5 separate regions of the Homo sapiens genome follow, and all the other regions are linked to region 1. The links are chromatin contacts, found by Hi-C or POLR2A ChIA-PET in ENCODE. All regions are on one chromosome and are shown on one strand. The core of a region is the stretch at or near the end of the contact, and the rest is flanking DNA. Distances in the headings are between cores, read along the strand shown.

Region 1 (5,333 bases), core at 1,392-3,891:
AAATAAAAATAAATAAAATGTCCACCACTAGGTGAATGGATAAACAAACTGTGGTCTATTCATACAATGAAATAGTACTTAGCAAGAAAAATGAACATTTATGTTTACATAAAAACATAAATAAATCTCAGAGATATTGTGTTGAGCAAAAGAAGCTAGACAAAAAGAACTTACGTGTTGTATGACTGATACAAGCTTCTAGAACAGGCAAAACTCCAGCCTGGCCAACATGGTGAAACCCTATCTCCACCAAAAAATTGAAAAATTAGGCCAGGCGCAGTGGCTCACGCCTGCAATCCCACAACTTTGGGAGGCCGAGGTGGGTGGATCACCTGAGGTCAGGAGTTCGAGACCAGCCAGGCCAACATGGTGAAACCCCGTCTCTACTAAACAAAAATTACCTGGGCGTGGTGGCGGGCGCCTGTAATCCCAACAACTCGTGAGGCTGAAGCAGGAGAATCACTTGAACCCAGGAGGCAGAGGTTGCAGTGAGCTGAGATTGTGCCACTGCACTCCAACCTGGGCAACAACAGTGAAACTCCACCTCAAGAAAAAAAAAAAAAAAATTAGCCAGGCGTGCTGGCACACACCTGTGGTTCCTGTTACTCGGGAGGCTGAGACGGGAGAATCACTTGAATCCAAGAGGTGGAGGTTGCAGTGAGCTGGGATCATGCCCCTGCACTCCAGCCTGGGCAACAGAGCGAGACCCTGTCTCAATCAATCAATACACAACAGCGAAAACTAATATACTGTGACAGGAATTAAAACCAAGGCCAGGTGTGGTGGCTCATGCCTGTAATCTCAGATCTTTGGGAGGCCGAGGTGGGAGGACTGCCTGAGGACAAGAGTTTTCAGACCAGCTTGGGCAGCATGGTGAGACCTTGTTCCTATTTTTTAAAAAAAGAGAAGAAATTAAAACTATGGTGAGATTCCACCATACACCTACCAGAATACCTAAATAATGATAAATCTGACAATACTAAGTGCTGGTGGGAATGCAAGGCAACTGGAACTCTCATAAAAATGGTAGAGAATAGAGAACTACATACACATAAAACATTAAAAAACGTGTAAATCTGAGTAAGTCCCATGTACAGTACCAATGTCAATTACCTGGCTTCTATGCTAACTGTAGCTATGCAAGATGTTAACACTGAGGGATACTGGGTGATCTCCCTATACATCTCTTTCTTTTAAAAAAAAAAAAAAAAAAAAAGATAGGCCAAGAGCAGTGGCTGACGTCGTAATCCCAGCACTTTGGGAGGCCGAGACGGGCAGATCACCTTAAGTCAGAAGTTTAAGACCAGCCTGGCCAACATGGTGAAACCCGTCTCTACTAAAAATACAAAAAAATTAGCTGGGCGTGGTGGCGCACACCTGTAATCCCAAATAACTCGGGAGGCTGAGAAAGAAGAATCACTTGAACCCGGGAGGCGGAGGTCCACTGCGCTCCAGCATGGGTGACAGACCGAGGCTCTGTCTCAAAAACAAATAGAGATGAGGTCTTGCTATGTTGTCCAGGCTAGTCTAGAAATCCAGGGCTAAAGCCATCTTCCCCCTTCAGCCTCTCTAGTAGCTGAGACTACAGGTTAGAACCACCAACCCAGACTTCTCCCTGTACATTTCAATAATTATTTCAAAACTTAAAAATCTGAAAGAAAGCAAACTGCTTGATAGTGGCAGAAAGCAAGCATGAGGGGATTCTGGGGCTTGCTGGGGGTGTTGGCTACCTGGGTGTATGTTCAGTTTGTGAAAATTCACGGAGCGCCTAAGCTATGCACCCTCTTCTGAATGTGTTACCCAGTACTCCAATAAAAGGCTTTTGGCCCTGGAGAGGTGGCTCACGCCTGTAATCCCAGCACTTTGGGAGGCCAAGGCGGGCGGAGCACCTGAGGTCGGGAGTTCGAGACCAGCCTGACCAACATGGAGAAACCCCGTCTCTACTATAAGTACAAAATTAGCCGGGCGTGGTGGCGCATGCCTGCAACCCCAGCTACTCAGGAGGCTGAGGCGGAAAATCGCTTGAACCCGGGAGGCGGGGGTTGCGGTGAGCCCAGATCGCGCCACTGCACTCCAGCCTGGTCAACATGAGCTAAATTACGTCTCAAAAAAAAAATAAATAAATAAAACAGCCGAGCTGGAGGTGTGTGCCTGTAATCCCAGCTACTCAGGAGGCTGAGGCGGGAGGCTCGCTTGAGCCCGGAAGGTGGAGGCTGCAGTGAGCCGAGATCGCGTCACTGCACTCCAGCCTGGGCGACACAGCACGACTCTTTTAAAAACAGGTTTTGTTGAGTGCCGCATTGATCCGGTCCCTCCCACGCCCCCTGTGCTTCACAAAAACGTCAGGTCCGAGCTCCGGCGCGGCGGTCTCCTCCTCCGCGGGTCCGGGCCGGAACTCGGCAGAAGGACGAGCAGCTCCTTGGGGCCGGCAGTCTCCCATCGCACTGAGATTGACACGGCAATGTTTCGGATACTCTGGGTAAAAATTAAATGTCTTACGAAAAGTCCTGTCACCCGTTTCTTGATTACTTTTTACGGCGGCTTCCAGAACCTTTCGTCAGCGCGAGCTCCATGCCCGGAGGCCGCCGTCACCTGCTCTCCGGGAAGGCCCTGGGCAGGCAGGCAGCGCGCTGAAGGAGTCCGGGAGCAGATCGTGCGAGAGAGCGCGCGGGCGCCAGGCGCGGGGGCGGGGCCAGACGTGCGTGCTGGCGGGAGCGCGCGCGCCATGGCCTGAGGCGTCTGGGAACATGCGCGGCGAGGGGACGGGCGGGGCGAGTCCGGGAAGGGGCGGGGCCGCAGCCGCGCCCCTGACTTCCACCGCCTGCGGGTGAGACCGCCTACCATCGCCCGGCGCGCTTGAGCATGCAAGGGGAGGTGGGATTCCCCTGGCCCGCCCCCAAGCCACGCCTCTGGCCTATGAGAACTGAGCTGTCCCGCAGGGACCGAGAGAGGAGCCTCCGCTTTCGCAGGGGCTGGGCGTTCCGGGCGCACTGCGCCCTCTGTTGATCCTCTTAGGAGCTGCGTGGGGACCGTCGGGCCTGCCGTTTCGCACCTGGCCGAAAGGGGTCGCTGTGCCGGGCCAGATCCTATGTAAATTTAGCTGGATAATCTCAGCAAGAGAAAATTGGCTGCAGTGCAAAGAAGCCAGGCTCAAAAGGCAGGGTTATCCCATTTCTATGACATGTCACAGGTAAGACTATGGCAACATAGATCAGTGGCTCCTAGGGGCTGGGTTGACCACCAAGAGGCATGGGGGGCATTGGAAATGAAGGAACTAATTCATATCTTTTTTATTTTGCTTTGGTTTTATTTATTATTTATCTATTTATTTATTTTTGAGACAGTTTCGCTCTTGTTGCCCAGGCTGGAGTGCAATGGCGCGATCTCGGCCCACCGCAACCTCCGCCGCCTGGGTTCAAGCGATTCTCGTGTCTTAGCCTCCCGAGTAGCTGGGATTACAGGCATGCGCCACCACGCCCGGTTAATTTTGTATTTTTAGTAGAGACAAGGTTTCTCCATGTTGGTCAGGCTGCTGTCGAACTCCCGACTTCAGGTGATCCGCCCACCTTGGCCTCCCAAAGTGCTGGAATTACAGGCGTGAGCCACCGTACCCGGCCTGTTTTATTTTTTCTTTAAATCATATCTTGATCATAGTGGTGGGTAGGAAACTATGCATTTGCGTGTAGGAAACACGCAAAACCAAAAATCAGAAAGTGTGACTTCTACTAAATGTAACTACTTTCATTTTTAAAAATTATTTATTTATTTATTTATTTTTTAAGATGGAGTGTCGCCCTGTCACCCAGGCTGGAGTGCAGTGGCACAATCTCAGCTCACTGCAACCTCCACCTCCCCGGTGCAAGTGATTCTCCTGCCTCAGCCTCACCAGTAGCTGGGACCACAGTTACTGGCATTCGCCACCATGCCAGGCTAATTTTTGTATTTTTAGTAGAGACGGGGTTCCACCATGTTGGCCAGGCTGGTCTCAAACTCCTGACCTCAAGTGATCCGCCCACCTCGGCCTCTCAAACTGCTGGGATTACAGGCGTGAACCACTACTGTGCCCAGCCTAATTTTTGTATTTTAGTAGAGTTGGGGTTTCACCATGTTGGCCAGGCTGGTCTTGAACTCCTGACCTCATGTGATCCACCCGCCTCGGCCTCCCAAAGTGCTGGGATTACAGGTGTGAGCCACCACGCCCAGCCAACTACTTTAATTTTTTAAAAAAGATATTAAAACCAGAAAGCAGGTGGTTGCTGGAGACTGGGAGGAGGGGGAAGGAGTGACTGCTTCATGGAGTCATTTTGGAGTGACGGACATGTTTTGGAACCAGGTAGGCTGTGTAACACTGTGAATGTATGAAGTGCCATTGAATTGTTCACTGTAAAATTCCAAGAAAACCTGCAGACTCCTGCCTTTCTGTGAAGAGTTCGTGTCCACTGTCATCGTGGGGTGAGCTGTGATTCTGCCTTCTGCTCTGGCCTCAGTCCCCAAGCACCCAGCACTGTGAGCATGAGGCATAGGAGGGGACCACGGTGTAAATCGATCTCTGGTCACGGAAGAGTGAAGGATTTAAAGGACCATGGCCTAGCCTGGGCAACATGGCAAAACCCTGCCTCTACAATAAAATATAAAAAAGTCAGCCGGGCCCAGGCCAGGCACGGTGGCTCACACCTGTAATCCCAGGACTTTGGGAGGCCAAGGTGGGTGGATCACCTGAGGTCAGGAGTTCAAGACCAGCCTGGCCAACATGGTGAAACCCCATCTCTACTAACAATACAAAAATTAGCTGGGCATGATGGTGGGTGCCTGTAGTCCCAGCTACTCAGGAGGTTGAGGCAGGAGAATCGCTTGAACCTGTGAGGCAGAGGTTCCAGTGAGCCAAGATCGTGCCATTGCATTCCAGCCTGGGTGACACAGCAAGACTCCATCTCAAAAAAAAAAAAAAAAAAAAAAATTAGCCAGGCTTTGTGGTACAGGCCTGTAGTCCTAGCTACTAGGGAGGCTGAGGTGGGAGGATCACTTGAGACCAGGAGGTCAAGGATGCAGTGAACTGTGATCAAAACACTGCACTGCAGCCTGGGCGACAGAGCAGGACCCCATCTCACACCAAAAAATAATAATAAAAATTTAAAAATAGCCAGGCATGGTGGCTCATCCCTTTAATCCCAGAACTTTGGGAGGCCGAGGTAGGCGGATCACTTGAGGTCAGGAGTTCAAGACCAGCCTGGTCAACATGGTGAAACCCTGTCTCTACTAAAAATACAAAAATTAGCTGGGCATGGTGGTGCACTCCCGTAGTCCCAGCTACTTGAGAGGCTGAGGCAAGAAGA
Region 2 (5,333 bases), core at 777-3,276, 1.3 Mb before region 1:
AGTCACCCAGTTACCACCTCTGCGCCCCATCTGCAGAATGGGGAGATGAGCCTGTCCCCTCTCGCAGGGCGTCAGGAGGGCAGACATGCCGCTGCTTGCAGAGCCCTGAGTGCCAAATGCTGGGGAAGTGGTGGGGGGTGGGCTTCTTAGTTCTGGAAGTTTCCGTGAGTGACCTGAGACTGAAGTTTGCCGCAGGGATACTCCACCCCACTCCATCTCAGTGCCCCAGCCTCAGCACTGAGCACCCACTTCCTCTCACCCCCTGCCCCCTCTGGAGGAGACAGGCCTGGGCCAACCGAACCGGGTGTCACAGTGCCAGGGACAGAGGGACGGTTCTTTCAGACCCTACTCTCTCAAGGGAAGGGGCTGATTCCTCCACCAGCGTCCCAAGCCGGCCCCCTTTCCGCACAGAGTCCTTAATTGTCCCTGTCGCCACCTTGCCCCATCCTCAGATGGCTGTGGCTGTGGGGGTGAAGCTCCCCACGCACCGCCATTGTGCAGGCCTGCCCCTAGGACATCCTCTGTGGACTGGAGCCCGGGAGGACTTCACTGAGCCCCCGCCAAGAGAAACCGGGCAGACAGGTGGTCCCGGATGCTCCCTCGTCGGGAAGCGCAGTTGGGTTCCAGGGAGCCCGTGGGTGCTGGAGGCCCCAGCTCAGGGCTCAGTGAGCCGGGCCAGCCTGGCCTCTGAGAGGGCTCCCGGAGGAGGCGACCAGGACCCTGGCCTAGAGTCTCAGCAAGTCCATCTCCTTCAAATGCCCCCACCTCGGCTCCACGCCCCTCCTCCAGAGCACACTCGCGTGAGGCGCCAGCTGGAAGATCCTCGCGGGTCCCAGCACCGCAGTGGGTGCCTGGGCCTGACAGAACCTCCCTGAACCCCATCTTTCTTCTCCATCGACACCGGGGCAGAGACGGTGTGGGGGCTGCAGGGCGGGGACTGGTCGGCCTGGGCTCGACAGCTTGGCGAGGGCCTGGTGCGGGCTGGGCAGGCTGGACTGAGGGGCAAAGAGGTCTGGGCGGGGCGGGGCCGCTCTGGGCGCCCGGCCCCCACCAGTTCCTTCCCCCGGCCCCCGCCTCCGCCCTCCCACGCACCTGCGCTGGCCTCCCCCCAAGCCCTGGGGGCAGCGGGCGGGTGGCGCTGGGAGATCAGAGGACTCGGAGGAGTCGGGCCCAGGGGGAGGGGGCGGGGAATTTCCCCCCACGCCTGCCTGGGCCTGCTCCCCTCCCCCTCCCCCGCCAGGTGGGGGGCACGGCTGGGGGAATTCCACTGCAGTGTGAAGGCTCGGGAGAGTCTGGGCTGGGGGTCCCAGGGAAGGGCGGGGCAGGGGGAGGAGGAGGGGACAGACTGGGACCTGGGGCGCAGCTGCCTTTCTCCCCAGACACCAGCTGCCCCTGCCTGTCCCGGACTGAGCGTCCACGACTCCCGCCTGTCTCGTGGGCGCGGGGGCAGGGAGTGGAGCTTCCTCCGTCAGGCCAGCGGCATCTGGACCAGGGGCGGGAGGGGCGTGCGGATCCGAAGAAAGTGTGCGCGTGAGCGCCTGGCAATGAATGGGAGAGAGTGCGAGCGCGTGCGTGCACTGGGAGGAGGGCGCTTGTAACTCGGACATTCCGGGTGTCCTGGGGCGCGTGCGACCACGTGAGGGGGTTCTGTATCTCCCATTTTAAGGGCCTTCCGTCCGCTTGCCCCGCCTGTCCCCCTCCACACCTTCCCACTTGAACCGGCACCGACCTGAGGGAGAGGGGGCCGGGAAGCGCTGGACGCCCGGGGTCGGGGGAACGGGCGTGGGAGGCGTCTGGACCTGCTGCCTCCGCTCCAGTGCTGGGCGGGGCTTCCCGGCCTCCCATGGGGGGAGGGAGAGACCCAGGGGGAGGGACCCACGGAGGGATGCGAGGCGGGCAGGAGTCAGCCCGTTGGAGACCTGGGCGAGGGAGACGCCGAGAGCTAGGCTCAGTGGGAGGGGGCGGGCGTAGAGGCTGAGGCACCGCCCAGAGCTCGCTGAGACAGAGACTGAGAACGCCCCCGGCCAGATTCCCCCCGGAGAGACCCGGGTAGGGACAGGGACAGAGAGACGCCTCTAGGGGCAGAGGCCCTGGGAGGCAAAGACCCCCAGGAGAGATTTACCCACCCCAGACGGAAAGCGCGGCTCAGAGTCGGACGAGGGGAGACTGTCAGAGGACAACGCCCCCTAGGTCTCCTGGGAGACCCCGAAGCGACCCCGGGGGCAGCCCGGGCCGTGTCCGGGCGAGGGTGACCTATCCTTGGTTGAGAGCGATGGGGACACAAGCCCTGCAGGGCTTCCTCTTTCTCCTCTTCCTCCCGCTGCTGCAGCCGCGTGGGGCCTCGGCTGGGAGCCTGCACAGTCCAGGTAAGTCCCCGCACGGCTGTCGGGCCGTGTTCACCACCCCTTCCTCGGCCTCCGCCCCCAGGGCCAGGCCCCCAAGGCTAGGGAGGGGGACAGAGCAGGTGGCCGGAGCAGCTGAGCAGCCCGAGGGCTCCTGCAGGGGCGGGTGCGGGGTCGCTGGCTGGGGACCCAGGCGGGAGGTGGCGTAGGGGCGCGAGGATGCCCGGCGTGGGTCCGGACCTCCCCAGGCCCTGCCTTTGCCGTGCAGGCCTGTCCGAATGCTTCCAGGTGAATGGGGCTGACTACCGCGGCCACCAGAACCGCACTGGCCCGCGCGGGGCGGGCCGCCCGTGCCTCTTCTGGGACCAGACGCAGCAACACAGCTACAGCAGCGCCAGCGACCCCCACGGCCGCTGGGGGCTGGGCGCGCACAACTTCTGCCGGTGAGGGGCGGGGCCTGCGCTGGGGGCGAGGCTGGGCTCACCATTGCAGGGATGGCCCGAAGCGGGGCCTCCGTGCGGGCGGGGTGGAGGTCTGCCGTGGACTGGCAGCCCAGCCTCCTGGAGAACCTGGGGGCGGGGCCAGAATGAGGGGCGGGGCGGGGCGGGGCGGGGCGCGCGGAACCCTGGCGCAAAAGGGATCCTCCTCAGGTGAACAATTTCTGCAGAGCTCCAGTTCAGGGCCAGGAGAGAAACGGACCTGGGCACTCAAAGGACCCGTATGGGCGGGGCCTGGTCAGAGCGGGGGCCGAATGGGCGGGGCCTTGTCAGAGTGGGGCTCTTGTCATACAACTTATTTTGGGGTTCAGAGCCACAGCTACGGTCTGAGGCAGGATGGACCCAGCGGGAGGAGAGCCGCAAAGCTCAGGAGCTCACTTCTGCTTTTAAGTGGGGTTGGAGGCCAGGCGCGGTGGCTCAGCCTGTAATCCCAGCACTTTGGGAGGCCAAGGCAGGCGGATCATCTGAGGTCAGGAGTTCGAGACCAGCCTGGCTACCATGGTGAAACCCCATTTCTACTAAAAATACAAAAAATTAGCGGGGCATGGTGGCGGGCGCCTGTAATCCCAGCTACTCAGGAGGCTGAGGCAGGAGAATCGCTTGAACCCGGGAGGCGGAGCTTGCAGTGAGCAGAGATCGCGCCAATGCACTCTAGCCTGGGTGACAGAGCGAGACTCGTCTCAAAAAAAAAAAAAAAAAGTGGGGTTTGAGGGACGGAAGTGGCTGAGGCCCATGCCGGGTGGGGGTGAAGAATACAGATGGCCTCAAAGTCCTCATATATGGAGTCAAGTCTAGCAACAGCTGAAGCCTAAAAACAGCTCTCAAGTCCCCTTTAATGACTTCCCGCTGTCCACTCGGAAGTCGACGTCCAGTTCCTTCATCAGGCAGAGTTCTGCGTAGACAAAACTGGAATTTGTGGGTGTACAGCAGGCAGCACAGCCGCTCACAGGCACAGAGCCTTGAAGGCCACTTTGAGCATAGGCTGCGGGGCCGGGCCTGGGTTTGCTATTCTTGGGGTGGTGGGAGCCCCACCACCTCCCTCCCACCCGCAGTAACCCAGACGGTGACGTGCAGCCGTGGTGCTACGTGGCTGAGACAGAGGAGGGCATCTACTGGCGCTACTGCGACATCCCCTCCTGTCACAGTGAGTAGCGCGGCTGGACAGAGGTGGGAACGCTGCTGCATCTGGGAGGAGGGTTGTTTTCGGAGTCACGGAAGTCTGACTCTGCCCCCTCAGTGCCAGGCTACCTGGGATGCTTTGTGGACTCAGGGGCACCCCCAGCCCTCAGCGGCCCCAGCGGCACCTCCACGAAGCTCACGGTCCAGGTGTGCCTACGCTTCTGCCGCATGAAGGGGTACCAGGTACTGCTCACGGGCCCAGACCAGTGACCCCTGACCTGGACCTAAAGACCACACTCAACTCCCAACACTCGGTTGCCAAACCCAGACACCGGTTTCTGAACCTCCAGCCCGATTCCCACCCCGACCCCAGGCCCCCACCACTTCACCCCTACCCCAGCCCCTGCCCTGGGGTCACCCAGTCTGTGCTCCCAGCTGGCGGGCGTGGAGGCCGGTTACGCCTGCTTCTGTGGCTCTGAAAGCGACCTGGCCCGGGGACGCCTGGCCCCCGCCACCGACTGTGACCAGATCTGTTTCGGCCACCCTGGACAGCTGTGTGGCGGCGATGGGCGGCTGGGCGTCTATGAAGGTGAGGAGTGGGCGGGGACCAGGGGCCTGGGCGGGCCTCGAGGTGGGGCCTGGCCGGGCAGGGGAGCCGCCGTGTCCTGGTCCTCAGGATGCTGACTGCCGGCCCCGCCCGCAGTGTCGGTGGGCTCCTGCCAGGGGAACTGGACAGCGCCTCAGGGCGTCATCTACTCCCCGGACTTCCCGGACGAGTACGGGCCGGACCGGAACTGCAGCTGGGCCCTGGGCCCGCCAGGCGCCGCGCTGGAGCTCACCTTCCGCCTCTTCGAGCTGGCCGACCCGCGCGACCGGCTGGAGCTGCGCGACGCGGCTTCGGGCAGCCTGCTCCGCGCCTTCGATGGCGCCCGCCCACCGCCGTCCGGGCCGCTGCGCCTGGGCACTGCCGCGCTGCTGCTCACCTTCCGAAGCGACGCGCGCGGCCACGCGCAAGGCTTCGCGCTCACCTACCGCGGTGAGCCTCAGCTCGGCGCGCCCTGCCCGCTGTTCCCACCCCGCTCTCCCCACCCCGCCTCACGCCCCTCTCCGCAGGGCTGCAGGACGCCGCTGAGGACCCAGAGGCCCCCGAGGGCTCGGCCCAGACCCCCGCGGCGCCCCTCGACGGGGCCAACGTGAGCTGCAGCCCCAGGCCTGGGGCTCCGCCGGCCGCGATTGGGGGTGAGGCGGGCGCGCGGGACGGGAGTGAGTCAGGGAGCCGCCCCCTCGCGCCCATCCTCACCGCAGCCGTGTGCCCGCAGCCCGGGTCTTCTCGACGGTGACGGCTGTCTCGGTGCTGCTGCTGCTGCTCCTGGGG
Region 3 (5,333 bases), core at 1,111-3,610, 1.3 Mb before region 1:
AGCAGCACTCAGAGAGGTGCCCCGCTGTCCTGCCCCCAGTTCCACAGCATGGCTCAGACAGAGATTTAGCCTAGGGGTAGACGTAGGTCATAAATAGAGCTCTCCCCACCCACCAACCCCCTGAAAATTGGCTTGATTTGAAACAGTGCGTAGGGAAGTTCAAGTTTAAAGGGGCTGTCAAAATCAGTGGAAGTTTTGGTGGTGCGCCATTAAGAAGAGACTGGTACCCGCATTAGGGCAACCAGCTGAACCATAGGCCAGCTAGTTTACCACAGAGAAGTGGAGAAAGAGCTAGCTAGGAAGAGCCTGCCTGCTGTCAGAACAAACCTCACTGACCTCAAAAGCCACCCTGTCAAAGGAGCTCAAAATTAATTGGATCTGGCCAGGCACAGTGGCTCATGCCTGTAATCCCAGCATTTTAGGAGGCTGAGGTGAGTAAATCACCTGAGGTGAGGAGTTCGAGTCCAGCCTGGCCAACATGGTGAAACCCCATCTCTACTAAAAATACAAAAATTAGCTGGGTGTGGTGGTGCATGCCTGTAGTCCCAGCTACTCGGGAGGCTGAGGCAGGGGAATTGCTTGAACCTGGGAGGCAGAGATTACAGTGAGCCAAGATCATGCCACTGCACTCCAGCCTGGGCAACAGAGCGAGACTCTGTCTCAAAAAAAAAAAAAAATTTAATTGGATTGGACCGTGGAACACTTTATGCCCCAAGGTATTGTTTGTTTGTTTGTTTTTGAGACAGGGTCTCACTCTGTTGCCCAGGCTGGAGTGCAGTGGTATGATCTCGGCCCACTGCAGCCTCCGACTCCCAGGTTCAAGTAATTCTCTTGCCTCAGCCTCCTGAGTAGCTGGGATTACAGGCGTGTGCCAACACACTAGAATAATTTTTATATTTTTAGTAGAGATGTGGTTTCACCATGTTGGTGAGGCTGGTGCACCAAAGTATTATAAAAAACAATAGAGCGGCTGGGTGTGGTGGCTCACGCCTGTAATCCCAGCACTTCGGGAGGCAAGGTGGGTGGATCACTTGAGGTCAAGACTTCGAGACCAGCCTGGCCTACATGGTGAAACCCCATCTCTACTAAAGATACAAATTTTTGCCGGGCGTGCTGGTGCATGCCTGTAGTCCCAGCTACTCAGAGGCTGAGGCAGGAGAAATGCTTGAACCCAGGAGGTGGAAGTTGCGGTGAGCCGAGATTGCGGCATTGCACTCCAACTGGGCGACAAGAGCAAAACTCCATCTCAAAAAAATATACATAATAGTAAATAAAAAATTAAAAAGAGCAGTCTCCAGTACCTGAGGGAGTACAGGGGTGAGGGGAGCGATGCTACCTGGGCCTGGCTGGCAGGCTGCCCTCCATCTTGTGGAGACTCTTCCTCTGACTCTAACTACCTCAGAGTCCCAGCCCAGGGTTTCTCCAAGTCAGGAGCCAGGGTGTTGGGATCCTGGAGGTCACTGGTCACAAGCACAGCCTCCAGGCCCAACCCTGGCACACTCGGGGACCTGGGCCTGTGCATCTTAACCCAGTTCTCCCACCGTCCCTGCCCTACGACTTACGTTCTAGCATGACTGGCCTGGCCCAACAGCCTCAGTGGTGGGACGGGGGAGGCAGGAGCAGGGGCTCCCACGTGAATCCAGGGTGTCCCTGAGCTAAGGCCAGGCGGGGGTGACCTCCGCAGCTTCCGGGGCCCTGGGCGATCGGGCCGTCTCGCCTCACCCTCTCACCAGGCCCGACACATCTGCTGGCCACCTTTCCCGGTAGACGGTAAGTTCCTCCCAGGCAGGGCCGCGGCTGACTTCACTCCGTGGGTGTGGGGAAGCCCTGGCGAACAGAGCAGTGGACGGGCTGTCACGAGGGAAGAGGGGCTGTTGCAGAAGAAGAGAGGCTGTCCCGGGGCAGGGGCTGTCACGGAGGAAGGACTGTCACGGGGAGGGCGGCGGCGCGGGGTTGATGGACAGCAGGCGGGGTCTCCGGGAGGGGCGAGTAGGGCGGGACCGCCGCTGGGAAGGGGCTCGAGGCAAGGGAACCAGGAATTGGGGAGGACGGGAGGCAGGGGCTCGCGGGGGCGGGCCTGAGGGGACGCGAGCGGGCCGCCGGGGAGGCCTGAGGGGCAGGGGTAACGCAGACCTGGCGAGGCGGAGGGGAGCGGCGAGGTGGCCACGCCGAGGCCCCTCACGGCGGGGTCTGGGCTCACCTGGGGCGACTGGGCGGGGCGCGGGTCCGCGAGGGCCCAGATTCCGGGTCCGCGGAGGCCACGGGACCCCTCGGGTGGCTCAGCGGGCCGGAGTCTGCCGTCGACTGTTCCGGACGCCCGGGCGGAGGACTCCCGTGAGGGGGAACGGCCCGTGAACGCGCGCGGAGCTGCTCGCGCCAAAAATTCCAAACCGGCCTCGAGGCTCCTCCCCCTCCCCAGTGCAGCCCGTCAGGGGTGCCCGGGCTCCGAGGCTCCGCCCCTCGTGCTGCGTGCGCGCCGCCGAGCCGCCCCGCCGCTCACTGCGCAGGCGCACAGGATTCTCCGCGCTGGCCCGGGGCGTGGGTGGCGGCCTGGTTCTGAGTCGCTGCGCGGGGCTTCAGCCGCCCAGTCCCTGGGACGCCCACTGCCCTCCAGGCCTCGCACCCGACACCCACCGCCCTCGCTGGGCTGGCGTAGTGTTTGGGTCCATAAAAGGGACCGCCATCCCGGTGCTCGGAGCAGGCGTAGCCCCAGGGTTACTCCGGGTAGGACCAGGAAGTCCCTACGGCCTCCTGGGTCCCGGCACCCCCCTTCTCACTCCGGCCGTGTTCTGAACCAGGGTCGCGGTGGGAGGCCAGACGCACGACCCCCAACCCCTAGCGCACGGCTTCGGGAGCCAGAAAAAGCCGCCTCTTCCAGGAAGCTCTCCAGATAGGCAGGACTCTGCTTGGCCTGACCTCGCCTGCCTGCAGCTTCCCTGCCAACAGGCCTCAGATACTTTTTTTTTTTTTTTTAGACAGGGTCTCACTGTCACCAAGGCTGGAATGCAGTGGTGCAGTCCCCAGGTTCAGGCGGTTCTCCCAACCTCAGCCTGCCGAGTATGTGAGATCACAGGCGCGCGCCACCGCACTCGGCTCATGTATTTTATTTTTAGACAGGGTCTCATTCTGTTGTCCAGGCTGGAGTGCAGTGGGGCGATCTCGACTCACTGTAACTTCCGCCTCCCCCGCTCAAGCGTTCCTCCCACCTCAGCCTCCTGAGTAGCTGGGACCACAGGCGCGCGCCACCACACCCAACTAATTTTTGCATTTTTTTGTAGAGACGGTGTTTTACCATGTTGGCCAAGCTAGTGTCGAACTTCTGACCTCAAGCGATCCGCCCGCCTCGGCCTCCCAGAAGGCTGGGATTACAGGCGTGAGCCACCGCGATTGGCCGCAGGATCATAGTTCACTGCAGCCTCGAGCAGCCACTTCCGGGGCAGCTCCTCCATTCTCTGAGTTTGAGACTTGCTCTCAGCTCAGATCCCTTCAGCGCTCTCCTGGCTGAACGACCTTGGGAATGCACTGAGCCTTTCTGAGCTTCGGATTAGTCTCCTCTCCTGGAAAAAAAAAAACAGCTGAGGACGCTGGGATGATCCCCTAAAGTGATTAGCAGGGGCCCTCGCGGAGCAAGTCGGGCTAGGGATTGTTCCTTCCCTCACCGAGGGGCTCTTTATCTGTTTAACTGGGTGGGAGGAGTACGCTTCCGGCCAACCCTCCCCCAAACGCTGGCCTTCTCACTCTCACCTCTCCTTCCGCCTTATTTTTGCTATTGCCCTGATCTCTGTCCGATGTTCTATCTTTTGTTTGTGAGTTTACTTGTTGACTACCTGCTCCTTCTAGCCCTGGCCTCCAGAACCAGTCCCCCAAACCCTCCATCCTCCCCAAGTCTCTGACAGGTCATGGACTGCAAAGCTTCCCACCCATTCAGTTCCTGCACCCTCTGTAAACGTTCTGTGCATGGAGCAGCAGTGTGGGGGAGGAGAGGCTGGGATCCTGGCTGGGGGCGGCAGCCCACCTGCCTGCACCTTTCCTTGTCCTTCGCATCTCTGGCGGCTGTGCCCCAGTGACTCAGGCAGGATCCTTGTTGATGACTCCAGACTGGCCCCCAGGAGGCCTGGGGCACACACAGGCCCCTCCCCAGCTGCCTAGGGCTACCTCTGCCAGCCCCATCTCCCCAACAGGTCCCCTTCCAACCGCCCATTTTTTAAAGTCTGATTCACAATGATAATTAAAAAAAAAAAAAAAAAAGCATGGAAACACATGCTTCCGATGTAAATTTCACTGTGTGAGGAAAGGCTGTAATATAAATATATGTAAATGGAAATAAGTAGATGGAGCAGATAAGTGCGTGGTGTGAGGGAAACTAGGGCTGCGATCCTGCCTGCCCCAGTTTCTGCGTGTGTAAAATGGGGATAAAAATAATAGTTTTCTAGACTAGGCAACATAGCAAGGCCCTGTCTCAAGAAAGAAAAAAGAAAGAAAAGGAAGGGAAGAAAGGGAAAGAAAAAGAGAAAGAAAGAAAGGAAAGGAAAGGAAGGAAGGAAAGAAAGGGAGAGAAAAAAAGAAAAGAAAGAAGAAATAAAGCAGTGAGGCACAGTGGTACACACCTGTAGTCCCAGCTCCTCAGGAGGCTGGAGTAGGAGGATCACTTGATCCCTGGAGTTAAAGGCCGCAGTGAGGGCCGGGTGCAGTGGCTCATGCTGGTAACCCCAGCAGTTTGGGAGGCTGAGGCAGGTGGATCACTTGAGCTCAGGAGTTCGAGACCAGGCTGGCCAATATGGTGAAACCCCTTCTCTACTAAAAATACAAAAATTAGCTGGGTGTGATGGCAGGCGCTTGTAATCCCAGCTACTCGGGAGGCTGAGGCAGAATTGCTTGAACCTGGGAGGCAGAGGTTGCAGTGAGCCCACATCGCACCACTGCACTCCAACCTGGGTGACAAGAGCGAGACTCTGTCTCAAAAAAAAAAAAAAAAAAAAAGGCTGCAGTGAGCCTGGGCAACAGAGTGAGACCCTGTAAAAAATATAAAGTGATAATAATAGTAGTTCCTCCTTCCTCGGGGAGTATGAGCACCACATGAGAAAATGCCTGTGAAGTGCTTAGCACAGAGCCGAACACACAGTAGGGGCTTACTCATTGTTTCAGAATAACAGGCTGGGCGAGGTGGTCACGCCTGTAATCCCAGCAATTTGGCAGGCTGAGGCGGGCAGGTCACTTGAGCTCAGAAGTTAGAGACCAGCCTGGGCAATATGGCAAAACCCTGTCTCTACAAAACATTCAAAAATTAGCTGGGCATGGTGGTGTGTACCTGTGCTCCCAGCTAGTCAAGAGGG
Region 4 (5,333 bases), core at 1,731-4,230, 1.2 Mb before region 1:
ACAGACTCGATCAACGCCTGCCCTCAGGGAGGGCATCACTTGGTGACCGCCTAGCGGGGGAACCACATCCAAGTTAGGGGCCTTGTGCATGGAAAAGAACACTTCATTCTTTGTGTTTTCATTTATAATCGATTTATTAAAGTTGTTAGATAAAAATCTCATTTTCCTTAAGCTTTTATAGTGGCCTTCCAGATATTGTATTGACTAATAATTTGGATGTAAAACTCACTTTCACAATCTTTGATGAATGCTTAATTAGTTTATAAATTTCACAGCTCGGCCAGGCATGGTGGGTCACGCCTGTAATCCCAGTATTTTGGGAGGCCAAGGCAGGAGGATTGCTTGAGCCTACAATTTAAAGACCAGCCTGGGCAATATAGTGAGACCCCCATCTCTATAAAAAATAAATAAGTAAATAAAAACAAATACGAATTTCACAACTCGACTTTTCCCTAAATATTTTGCGTGCCTTAAATGCCTGATTAACGAAATAGCCTTAGACATCTCAAACAACAATTAGAAACATAATCGACTTGACTCTCTTGATTCTCTCTCTCTTTTTTTTTTTTTTGAGACGGAGTCTCGCTCTGTCGCCCAGGCTAGAGTGCAGTGGCGCAATCTCGGCTCACTGCAAGCTCCCCCTCCCGGGTTCATGCCATTCTCCTTCCTCAGCCTCCCAAGTAGCTGGGACTACAGGCGCCTGCCCAGCTAAGTTTTTGTACTTTTAGTAGAGTCGGGGTTTCACCATGTTAGCCAGGATGGTCTGGATCTCCTCCTGACCTCGTGATCCGCCCGCCTCGGCCTCCCAAAGTGCTGTGATTACAGGCGTGAGCCACCGCACCCGGCGACTCCCATCTCCACAAATAAAAAACTTAGCCTGGCAGGGTGGCGCATGCCTGTAGTCTCAGCTACTTGGGAGGCTGAGGTGAGAGGATTACTTGAGCCGAGGAGATCGAGGCTGCAGTGAGCCATGATGGCACTACTGCACTCCAGCATGGGCGAAAGAGCAAGATCCTGTCTCAAAAAAAAAAAAAAAAAGTTTCTATATTCCAATTTTGAATAGATTGACCATTTTATCCTTTTTGTTCTGAGCTACCAGATTCGCACCCATCTGTCATTTACAATTGTTCTTAGGAACTTTAACACAAATGCTAAGTATATTATCACCAAACTTTACTTTTGAATTGTGATATCGTTTTATCTTTCTTATAAGATAACTGAATGGAAATCTGTGCACCTTGACCCATCCACACAGGATCCTCATACCTGAGTTGCAATGGGTAAACAGCAACGAGAGGACAATCTCACACTCCACATCGGTGGCGTCGGGGGGCGGGCGCGGTGGGTCATGCCTGGAATCCCAGCACTTTGGAAGACTGAGGCCGGCGGATCGCTTGAGCCCAGGAGTTCGAGACCAGCCTGGGCAACATGGTGAGACTCCATCTCTACACAAAATATAATAATTAGGCCGGGCGCGGTGGCTCACGCCTGTAATCCCAGCACTTTGGCACGCCGAGGCGGGTGCATCATGAGGTCATGAGTTCGAGACCAGCCTGGCCAACATGGCGAAACCCCGTCTCTACTAAAAACACAAAAATTAGCCGGGCATGGTGGCGGGCGCCCGTAATCCCATCTGCTCAGGAGGCTGAGGCAGGAGACTCGTTTGAACCAGGAGGCGGAGGTTGCAGCTGAGACTGCGCCAATGCACTCCAGCCTGGGGGATAGAGCGAGACTCCGTCTAAAAAAAATTTTTTTTTTAAATTTAAAGACCATAATAATTAGCCGGGTGTGGTGGCGTGCACCTGTAGTCCCGGCTACTTGGGGAGGCTGAGGCGGGAGAACTGCTTTAGTCCGGCAGGTCGAGGCTTCACTGAGCCAAGACCGCGCCACTGCAATGTAGCCTGGGCGCCAGAGTGAGGGGCTCAGTCCCCAAAAAAGCCACCTAAAAAACAAACAAAAAAAAAATTGGTGAGGCGCCGCGCCTCGGTGTCGCAGCGAATCCGCAGATCCTCAAGCCAGGTGGGGGCGCCCACTGCGCGTGTGCAGCGCCTGATAGCCAGGCTAGCTGAGGGCGGGGAGCAGCTGCGGCACCTGGGACACAGCGATTGGCTGGGACCAGGAGAGGGCGGGAAGAAGAACTTGGCGGAGCGCGCTCATATCTCTGATTGGCTGCCAAGGGTAGCCCTTGACAGCTGCCGGGTGGGACCCGTAGACCGCGAGCGCACTGGCCCGTGATTGGTTGGGGTGCGGCGGCGAGCATCTGCGATTGGCTGGGCCGCTCGGAGTGCGGCGCTTGGCCACCTCCCGAGGTACCAGGTCACGGCTGGCGGCGCGCTCTGGGGCCCTGGGCTGGCGGCCGCAACCGGGGTGGCGGCCGCAGCCAAGCTGGCGGCGCGGCTGCCCCGCTCCAGCTCGCACCCGCGGCTCGCCCGCGCCCGCGCCCACTCGCGATTGGGCCGGGCCCGCTCGACGCTGCCGCCCACCCCGCTGCCCCCGCCGTCCCTGCCGCACCCGCCGTTGCCCGGCCTGCCGCCCGGCCTGAGCCCCGGGCCGCCGACGCCCTCCGCTCTCGCCCTGGCCGAGCTGCCACCGCTGCCCGCGCTCCCGCTGCGGCCCGAGCCGCTGGCGCCCTGGGGCCCCGGCGCGCATCTGGCACTGCCCGAGCTGCCGCCCGAAGCCTGCTCACCCGCGCTCTCCGCCGCCGTGCTCGCACTGCAGGACCTGCCGCGCCTGCCCGCGCCCGCGCGCTCCGCCCGCGCTCCTACCGCTGCTTCCGCTGCCCGTGTCCGCCGTCGCCTCAGCCCCTGGGCCCGTGGGCGCGCTCGTCCGCCCGCCCCTGGTCTCCGAGCCGCCGCCGCATCCGCTTCCGCCGCTGCCCGCGCGACCCTCTCCCTTCAGCCTGCTGACGGCCCCCGAGACCCGCGACCCATGGCTGCTGTCCGCCTTTCCCCTGCCACCGCCCGTGCCCCTGTCCCCGCATTTCTTCCTGTCGCCGCCCTGCTGACCTGGCCCCTCCCGCGGCGGGTGAGTAGGCAGCCCCCGACAGGGCCAGTGCCCGTAGCCACCTTCCCCGGGCATGGATTCAGAGGACGGGGGTTAGAGCCCAGTTTGGGGAAGAGAGAAGGAGAATCGGAAGCAGCTCAGGTTTGGTAGAGAAAGGAGCGAGTCTGAAAATAGACTTGTCTAAAGATTCGGGTCTTCCATTTTCCCCTGCTGCCCTCCAGCAGGCCTCTTGCTAGGTTATTTGAGAATGTAACCCGTCCCCTGGGCTGATAACCTGGCTAGTGATCAGGGCAGCGGGCGGGGCCCACAGCACGTGTCCAAGGAAATGGGGATCAAGGGTATGAAAACAAAAGTTTAAAGTGCTGGGCCGGGCGCGGTGGCTCCCGCCTATAATCCCAGCACTTTGGGAGGCTGAGGCTGGCGGATCACCTGAGGTCAGGAGTTTGAGACCAGCCTGACCAACATGGAGAAACCCTGTCTCTACTAAAAATACAAAATTAGCCGGGCGTGGTGGCACATGCCTGTAATCCCAGCTACTCGGGAGGCTGAGGCAGGAGAATCGCTTGAACCCGGGAGGCGGAGGTTGGGGTGAGCCGAGATGGTGCCATTGCACTCCAGCCTAGGCAACAAGAGCTAAACTCCGTCTCAAAAAAAAAAAAAAAAGTTTAAAGTGCTTTAACTATATCCAAATATTTCATTTCTCTTATAAATAAAGGGTCTGGATGCCATGGCTAAGGCCATCCTCAGTGTATGGCTCTTGAAAATTCTGATCCTGCCGCAAAAGTCTTTTTTTTTTTTTTTTTTTTTTTGAGACGGAGTTTCGTTCTTGTTGCCCAGGCTGGAGTGCAATGGCATAATCTCGGCTCACCACAGCCTCCGCCTCCTGGGTTCAAGCGATTCTCCTGCCTCAGCCTCCTGAGTAGCTGAGTTTACAGGCATGCGCCACCACGCCCAGCTAATTTTCTATTTTTAGTAGAGACGGGGTTTCTCCATTTTGGTCAGGCTGGTCTCAAACTCCAGACCTCAGGTGATCCGCCCGTCTCCCAAACTGCTGGGATTACAGGCATAAGCCACTGCGCCCGGCCTTTGAAAAGTCTTCAGAAGTCAAATTTTCAACTGAAACAGATCCAGGGGTCGGGCTGGCTGTGCGCACCAGGGAAGCAGTGGTGGGGATCGATACTGGACCCAAGGGTCACATGCAAGGGCTGTGAAGTCATCCCCATGGGACAGGAGAGCTTCCCCCACCCCCACCCGGGCTGGGCCCTGAGAGGAAGCTCCTGTTCTCTCCAGCTTTGCCTGCACCCCACCTGCCAGTTTCTGTGCAGCCTCTACAACTTAATAAAGTTCTCTTTGTTCCCTAGGTGGCCTGAGCTCAGGTAATCAGGCGAAAATTCTTTCTCAGTGGGCTCTTCTCCAGCAGCCTAGGACTGGTATCAGAAAGCCAACCTTGACCCTGGGGGACCTCGGAGAGCCCGGGACCCACCACCAAGAAGGGCAGTGTACTAGTTCTTTGTGACTGCAGTAAAAATTTTATTTTTTAATTTTTTTTATTTTTGGTAGAGATGCGGTTTCACCATGTTAGCCAGGATGGTCTCGATCTCCTGACCTCGTGATCTTCCCGCCTCGGCCTCCCAAAGTGCTGGGATTACAGGCGTGAGCCACCGCGCCCGGCCTGACCGCAGTAGCAAATTTATACACACTGCATGGCTTCAAACAACAGAAATGTATTCGTTACAATTCTGGAGGCCAAAAGTCAAAAATAAAGGTGTGGGCAGGACCCTGTTCCCTTCACAGGTGCTAGGGGAGGATCCCTCCTGCCTCTTCCAGCTCCTGGTGGCTCCAGGCCCTCTGTGGCTTGTGGCCGCATCACAGGAGTTCCTGCCTCCGTCTTCACATGGCCTTCTCCCCATGTCTGTCTCCAATCTCCCTGTTTTTATGTTGTAAGAGGTTGGATTGTCGTTGAAGGTAGGACCCGCCTGAAACCTAGGATAATCTCATTTTGATATCCTTAGTTTAATTACATGTGCAAAGGCCCTTTTATCAAGTGAGGTCACATTCACAGATTCCAGGGCTTAGAGGGTGGAGGTATCATTTTGCGTGCCCCCATCTGGACATGCAGTGTCCTCTCCCCTGTGGGGCTGACCTACCTTCCTAGCCGTCTTCCCAGAACGTAATGTGTCTTAAATCCGTCATGCTGACCTGGGGCCCTGGGTGCCCTTGGGCAGGAGCTGATGGCACTAGTACCTTGATAAAGTTCTTACTGGCACCAGAAGAGAATAAAGTAACTCTCCTTCCCCTTCTCTGACTTATGGCCAGGTGCCCATTCCCAC
Region 5 (5,333 bases), core at 1,177-3,676, 1.2 Mb before region 1:
CTCTGAGCCTGACCTTCGTGCTGGGGCTGCTTTCTGGCTTTTTGGTCTGGAGACGATGCCGCAGGAGAGAGAAGTTCACCAGTAAGTGTGCCCTGGCCTGCCCAGCCCTGTCAGCACTCGACCTTTTCTCTGCTGCTGACGACCCCACCTCTTATCTTGCAGCCCCCATAGAGGAGACCGGCGGAGAGGGCTGCCCAGCTGTGGCGCTGATCCAGTGACAATGTGCCCCCTGCCAGCCGGGGCTCGCCCACTCATCATTCATTCATCCATTCTAGAGCCAGTCTCTGCCTCCCAGACGCGGCGGGAGCCAAGCTCCTCCAACCACAAGGGGGGTGGGGGGCGGTGAATCACCTCTGAGGCCTGGGCCCAGGGTTCAGGGGAACCTTCCAAGGTGTCTGGTTGCCCTGCCTCTGGCTCCAGAACAGAAAGGGAGCCTCACGCTGGCTCACACAAAACAGCTGACACTGACTAAGGAACTGCAGCATTTGCACAGGGGAGGGGGGTGCCCTCCTTCCTAGAGGCCCTGGGGGCCAGGCTGACTTGGGGGGCAGACTTGACACTAGGCCCCACTCACTCAGATGTCCTGAAATTCCACCACGGGGGTCACCCTGGGGGGTTAGGGACCTATTTTTAACACTAGGGGGCTGGCCCACTAGGAGGGCTGGCCCTAAGATACAGACCCCCCCAACTCCCCAAAGCGGGGAGGAGATATTTATTTTGGGGAGAGTTTGGAGGGGAGGGAGAATTTATTAATAAAAGAATCTTTAACTTTAAATGGTTTGGAGAGGCAGTGATCCCCGACTGACTCCCCTGAGCTGGAGGGAGGGAGTGAGTCAGCCAGCCGCGGGGGCGGGGGTGAGGCTCTGACTCACACATTCTCAATGCCTGGAACTCAGCCGGCAAGGACCTGGCTGGCCCTAACAGTTTTCCAGGGAAGATCTTGAGGAGAAACCCCAGCATCCCGCGCCTCTGCCCTCTCCACCATCCCCAAAAGCCCCAGGTTCCAGACTGAAGCCTTCCTTTGCTCAGCAATCTTTATTCAGTTCTTCTTGGGGGTGGGATGCCTCCCTTCCCATGCTCCCACCCCTCCCATCCCAGAACTCCGTTGGGCTCAGTGTCCTCTGTTGAGGGAAGGTCTTGGTGCCCAGATGCCTACTCTGCAGGAGAGGGAGGAACCTTGTCCCTTTGCGGGAGTCGCTGGTCTCTTCTGTTGTGGGGAAGAAGGAAGGTGGGAGGGGCACTGTCCACCAGCACTCAGAGCTCCATTATGTCCCCAGCTGGGGTTGCAGGGTAGGGGGGACTGGGGGTGTCCCCCAGCCTCAGCAGACGGAGGGCCTCAGGGATGAGGCTGCCAGGATAGCGCCAGAGAAGCAGCTCAGAGCAAGGGCTCCTAGAAGAGGAAATGACTGTCAGGGCATGGAGCTGAGGCTGGCCTAGCTGAGCACCTCCCACCAGGTCCAGGTCCCCAGGGGCTCCTGGGTTCCCAGCACTTTCCAAAGAGCCAAGATGGGAAACAACCCAGAGGTCAGCTAGAGCTAAAAATGGCACGATGAGGCAGGGCCTGAGGTCAGCTGTGAGGACCGCCTGTGATTCTGCAGAAGGCCTGGCCAGTGGAGGAACCTACCTGAGTGGGGGCAGGGCTGGGGAGAAGGTCATGGGGGGGCTGCAGTAGGGGTGGTCATTGTGCAGGCTGAGTTGAGAGAAGTGGGTGGCCATGTTCTCCTCAGACAGAAACTGCTTGCGCAGAGGCTCCCTGGGGAGAGATGGCAGAGAGGCAGGCTGGGATACTGACACAGGAGGCAGCCTGTTGGGGACCAGAGGTGACAGAGATCTTGTTGGGAGTCCCTCCCTGCCCCCAAACTCACTGCTCCTCCTCCAGGCGCCGCTTGGTGCTCATGGGCACAGCTCCTCGGAGAGGGGAGCTGGGAAAAAAAGAGAGCCTGGTGCACCCCACCCTCTTGGCCCCTTCCCAAGGATCTGCCCGCCTAAGCCTGCAGCATCAGCCAGGAGCCCCAAGCCCATTCCTGTCTCAGCTGGTGCCGGTCCCCGCTCTCCTGGACCATCCAGCAGGGTACCTCGGAAGTCTCGACCCTCAGCCGCAGCCCCAGTCCCATCTCAGCTCACGCCTAAGCCCCGCCGATTCGCCCCACCCCGTATTCATCCTGCAGACCAGTCCTGAGCACCCAGCCAAAGCTCCTGCGGCCCTTGGTCAGGCCCACCCTGGTCCCCTACACGCACCTGGCGTCCAGGCCCCAAGTCACCCCCAAGGCGGCCCGCGGGAGGCGCTGGGCCCCTCCCTGGGGGCCTCGCTGCAAGGGCTGCTGCAGGATCATTGGGTTTTGGGGTCCTGCGGGTGGGATCTGGGCGACAGGGGAGGAGTCTCTGAGGGCGTGGCCAAGAGAGGATGGGCGTGGCTTTAGGCGGGCACAGCCGCGAGGTTCTGCGCGGGCGCGGAAGACGGGCGGCGCGTGGCGGAAGGCAGGCTTGCTCCTCGGGGTGGGGGAGGGTATCCGGCTTAAGGGGGCTGCGGTGGACACCACTTCTTAATGTCGGGGGTCTTCGCGGCGCTCACCTCGGCTCCTAGGGTTCGGGACGGTACGCACCAGCCACCTTCGCGCCGAAGGCGGTAGGGCGCCACGGAGAGGAACCGCTCTAGGCACGTAAGGCCTCGTGAGGTTGCGTCGCGCGCGGAGCACTCTGGGACTTGTAGTTCTGGAGATGGAGCGAGCTGTGCCGCTCGCGGTGCCTCTGGGTCAGGTGAGACGGACGTGGTGCGCGTTGCCTTCTGGGGTTTGTAGTTCACGCATGGCTGGGACGGGGCGGGCAGGGAATCGTGCCCTGAGCCCTGTTTTGCCTGGGCTATTTGTGGGACTCAGACTCTGACCAGGGGGGCGGGATAGTAACCCAGAAGTGCTTCAGGGGCTTAACGCAAGTCAGAGAGTAGGAATTATAAATCAGTACGTTTTTCTATGTTGGGGTAGTAGAGGTACTTTTTTTTTTTTTTTAATTTTCTAGTTCTTGCAAAGCACTTTTTTTTTTTTTTTGAGACAGAGTCTCACTCTGTCACCTAGGCTAGAGTGCAGTGGCGCGATCTCAGCTCACTGCAACCTCCGCCTCCCAGGTTCAAGCGATTCTCCTGCCTCAGCCCTCCAAGTAGCTGGGACTATAGGCGTGTGCCACCATGCCCAGCTAATTTTCGTGTTTTTAGTAGAGACAGGGTTTCACCATGTTGACCAGGCTGGTCTCGAACTCCTGACCTCAGGTAATCTGCCTGCCTTGGCTTCTCAAAGTGCTAGGATTACAGGTGTGAGCCACCACGCCCGGCCAAATTTTTTTTTTTTTTTTTTTTTTGAGATGGAATTTCACTCTTGTTGCCCAAGCTGGAGTGCAGTGGCTCCATCTGGGTTCACCGCAACCTCCGCCTCCCAGATTCAAGCAATTCTCCTGCCTCAGCCTCCTGAGTAGCTGAGATTACAGGCATGCGCCACCACTCCCAGCTAATTTTGCATTTTTAGCAGAGACAGGGTTTCTCCATGTTGGTCAGGCTGGTCTTGAACTCCTGACCTCAGGTGGTCCACCTGCCTTGGCCTGCCAAAGTGCTGGGATTACAGGCGTGAGCCACTGCGCCCGGCCCCACATTTTTAAATTTTTTTTGAGACAGAGTCTCACTATGTTGCCCAGGCTGCTCTCAAACTCCTGGCCTCCCAGAGCGCTGGATTACAGGCATGAACCACCACACCCGGCTTAAGCACTGAGTGACAGCCCCATGTAAAGCTCTTGTCTATACACTAGCTCATCTAATTGTGATGGAATCTTCTGTGAGCTCCATTTGTCAGTTGAGGAAGCTGGCAGGAGAGGCCTGGGTGCTTGCTCAGAGGTCCCTGAGGCATCACCTCAACTCTCCCCTTCTTCAGTGTCTTCTTGGAGCCACCCATGGGACTGCATGGGCAGGTGCTGGCTTGGGGCGGGGCCGCCTCAAAAGAAGGCTGAGAAGTCAGGACAGTGGGAGGCCTGGCAGGTTTTGGGGGAAGCAGGGAGGAATCTGTGGATGGGAGGTTTCATACGTCCCAGGCAGGCCTCATCCAGTCTTTCCCTGCAGACAGAGGTGTTCCAGGCCTTGCAGCGGCTCCATATGACCATCTTCTCCCAGAGCGTCTCACCATGTGGGAAGTTTCTGGCGGCTGGCAACAATTACGGGCAGATTGCCATCTTCAGGTACCCTCTGCCGCTGTCCACCCATTAGCCCTGGCACTTGGCCCTCATGGGACGGATGCCCCCGTTTCTGACTCCTGGGTCCCCTCCGCTGTCCCTGCAGCTTGTCCTCTGCTTTGAGCTCAGAAGCCAAAGAGGAAAGTAAGAAGCCGGTGGTGACTTTCCAAGGTGGGTATACCTGTGGAGTCTGGCTTCAGGACTTTGGGTGGGATTGGCTCACTCAGTTCTGCATTTCTCTTTAGCCCATGATGGGCCCGTCTATAGCATGGTTTCCACCGATCGACATCTGCTTAGTGCTGGGGATGGGGAGGTGAAGGCCTGGCTTTGGGCGGAGATGCTCAAGAAGGTAAGGAGTCGAGCTTGGGAAAGGGCTGGGGTGCCTGGACCCAGAGAGAGCCTTTGAGGTCACCTGGTATTTTCTCTTTTGAAGGGCTGTAAGGAGCTGTGGCGTCGTCAGCCTCCATACAGGTGAGCAGGGCCACGTGGATAGAGGGTGCATCAGGGTGAAGCCACTTCCTCACTGACCTTGCCTTTCCTTCCCCAGGACCAGCCTGGAAGTGCCTGAGATCAACGCTTTGCTGCTGGTCCCCAAGGTCTGAGCCCCATGTGACTGTTCTTGGTCCAAACTTTGATCCTTCACCCTCTGCCTATCCTGATTTGACATTGACTTTCTGCCTCATCCTGCTCCTCCACAGGAGAATTCCCTCATCCTGGCTGGGGGAGACTGTCAGTTGCACACTATGGACCTTGAAACTGGGACTTTCACGGTGAGCAGGGTCCTGGAGCCCTAGAGCAGGTCTAGGTCAGGGAGAGGCACTCTTCCTAGGTCTCCTCCTGACATCGCCCCTCTACATGCAGAGGGTCCTCCGGGGCCACACAGACTACATCCACTGCCTGGCACTGCGGGAAAGGAGCCCAGAGGTGCTGTCAGGTGGCGAGGATGGAGCTGTTCGACTTTGGGGTAAGCAGGTGGCTGGTTGGAGGGCAAGATGGCAGTGAAGGAGGCTGAGGCAAGTGGGGCACCACTCACAGTTCTTTCCCCGCAGACCTGCGCACAGCCAAGGAGGTCCAGACGATCGAGGTCTATAAGCACGAGGTGAGGGTGTGACCGTGGCCATTGT

What was found. Hi-C counts contacts between places; a loop is a spot of excess contacts on that map. ChIA-PET counts read pairs that join two places held with the same protein, here RNA polymerase II (POLR2A). Pooled maps may share reads with other maps.
Region 2: a pooled map shows a loop between it and region 1 (6-fold over the local background). The contact joins the promoter of KREMEN2 here to the promoter of LINC01569 in region 1. A Hi-C loop is called at or near these places in 5 of 50 pooled maps.
Region 3: a loop to region 1 is called in a pooled map, with 10 times the contacts of the local background. The contact joins the promoter of PKMYT1 here to the promoter of LINC01569 in region 1. A Hi-C loop is called at or near these places in 4 of 50 pooled maps.
Region 4: a loop to region 1 is called in a pooled map, with 7 times the contacts of the local background. The contact joins the enhancer-like site here to the promoter of LINC01569 in region 1. A Hi-C loop is called at or near these places in 1 of 50 pooled maps. POLR2A ChIA-PET finds 5 or more read pairs at or near these places in 2 of 52 experiments (activated CD4-positive, alpha-beta T cell and activated naive CD4-positive, alpha-beta T cell).
Region 5: a loop to region 1 is called in a map of naive thymus-derived CD4-positive, alpha-beta T cell, with 12 times the contacts of the local background. The contact joins the promoter of THOC6 here to the promoter of LINC01569 in region 1. A Hi-C loop is called at or near these places in 1 of 168 maps with a recorded cell type or tissue (naive thymus-derived CD4-positive, alpha-beta T cell) and 8 of 50 pooled maps. POLR2A ChIA-PET finds 5 or more read pairs at or near these places in 2 of 52 experiments (BJ and PC-9).

The regions. Positions count from the first base shown.
Region 1 is chr16:4,251,148-4,256,480 of GRCh38, forward strand. It overlaps LINC01569 (long intergenic non-protein coding RNA 1569), which reads right to left and starts at 2,642. Exons shown (of 3, transcript NR_039999.1): 1 at 2,500-2,642; 2 at 175-887. RefSeq lists enhancers at 1,524-2,146, 2,211-2,420 and a silencer at 2,651-2,910.
Region 2 is chr16:2,962,249-2,967,581 of GRCh38, forward strand. KREMEN2 (kringle containing transmembrane protein 2) reads left to right here and starts at 2,027. Exons shown (of 9, transcript NM_172229.3): 1 at 2,027-2,366; 2 at 2,611-2,785; 3 at 3,892-3,983; 4 at 4,077-4,201; 5 at 4,394-4,547; 6 at 4,662-4,994; 7 at 5,072-5,197; 8 at 5,278-5,333. The coding sequence starts at 2,273. RefSeq lists enhancers at 1-261, 262-1,259, 746-875, 2,844-3,803, 3,406-3,525 and silencers at 956-1,035, 1,066-1,195, 1,746-1,825, 2,356-2,605, 2,676-3,045.
Region 3 is chr16:2,978,086-2,983,418 of GRCh38, forward strand. PKMYT1 (protein kinase, membrane associated tyrosine/threonine 1) reads right to left here and starts at 2,361. Exons shown (of 9, transcript NM_004203.5): 1 at 2,201-2,361; 2 at 1,563-1,827. The coding sequence starts at 1,572. RefSeq lists enhancers at 1,051-1,927, 1,928-2,803, 2,804-3,680, 4,725-5,226 and silencers at 2,095-2,324, 2,335-2,694.
Region 4 is chr16:3,001,856-3,007,188 of GRCh38, forward strand. GREP1 (glycine rich extracellular protein 1) reads left to right here. Exons shown (of 29, transcript NM_001396456.1): 29 at 1-156. Among named protein-coding and RNA genes, the nearest start is that of CLDN9, 8.4 kb to the right of the region's middle. RefSeq lists enhancers at 1-161, 1,908-2,866, 2,013-2,307, 4,113-4,407 and silencers at 1,972-2,265, 2,013-2,307, 2,252-2,351, 2,362-2,451. Within about 2 kb of position 2,981, at least 13 of the 41 ENCODE cell types and tissues checked have a DNase peak (open chromatin) inside an H3K27ac peak, as active enhancers do.
Region 5 is chr16:3,021,609-3,026,941 of GRCh38, forward strand. It overlaps THOC6 (THO complex subunit 6), which reads left to right and starts at 2,427. Exons shown (of 13, transcript NM_024339.5): 1 at 2,427-2,757; 2 at 4,100-4,215; 3 at 4,316-4,380; 4 at 4,455-4,558; 5 at 4,643-4,680; 6 at 4,757-4,805; 7 at 4,908-4,979; 8 at 5,071-5,173; 9 at 5,259-5,308. The coding sequence starts at 2,719. It overlaps HCFC1R1 (host cell factor C1 regulator 1), which reads right to left and starts at 2,334. Exons shown (of 4, transcript NM_017885.4): 1 at 2,239-2,334; 2 at 1,866-1,922; 3 at 1,625-1,753; 4 at 1,017-1,390. The coding sequence starts at 2,333. The coding sequence ends at 1,255. It overlaps TNFRSF12A (TNF receptor superfamily member 12A), which reads left to right. Exons shown (of 4, transcript NM_016639.3): 3 at 1-81; 4 at 163-775. The coding sequence ends at 218. RefSeq lists enhancers at 1-288, 1,680-1,779, 1,762-2,406, 2,407-3,050, 2,440-2,749 and 2 more and a silencer at 2,170-2,369.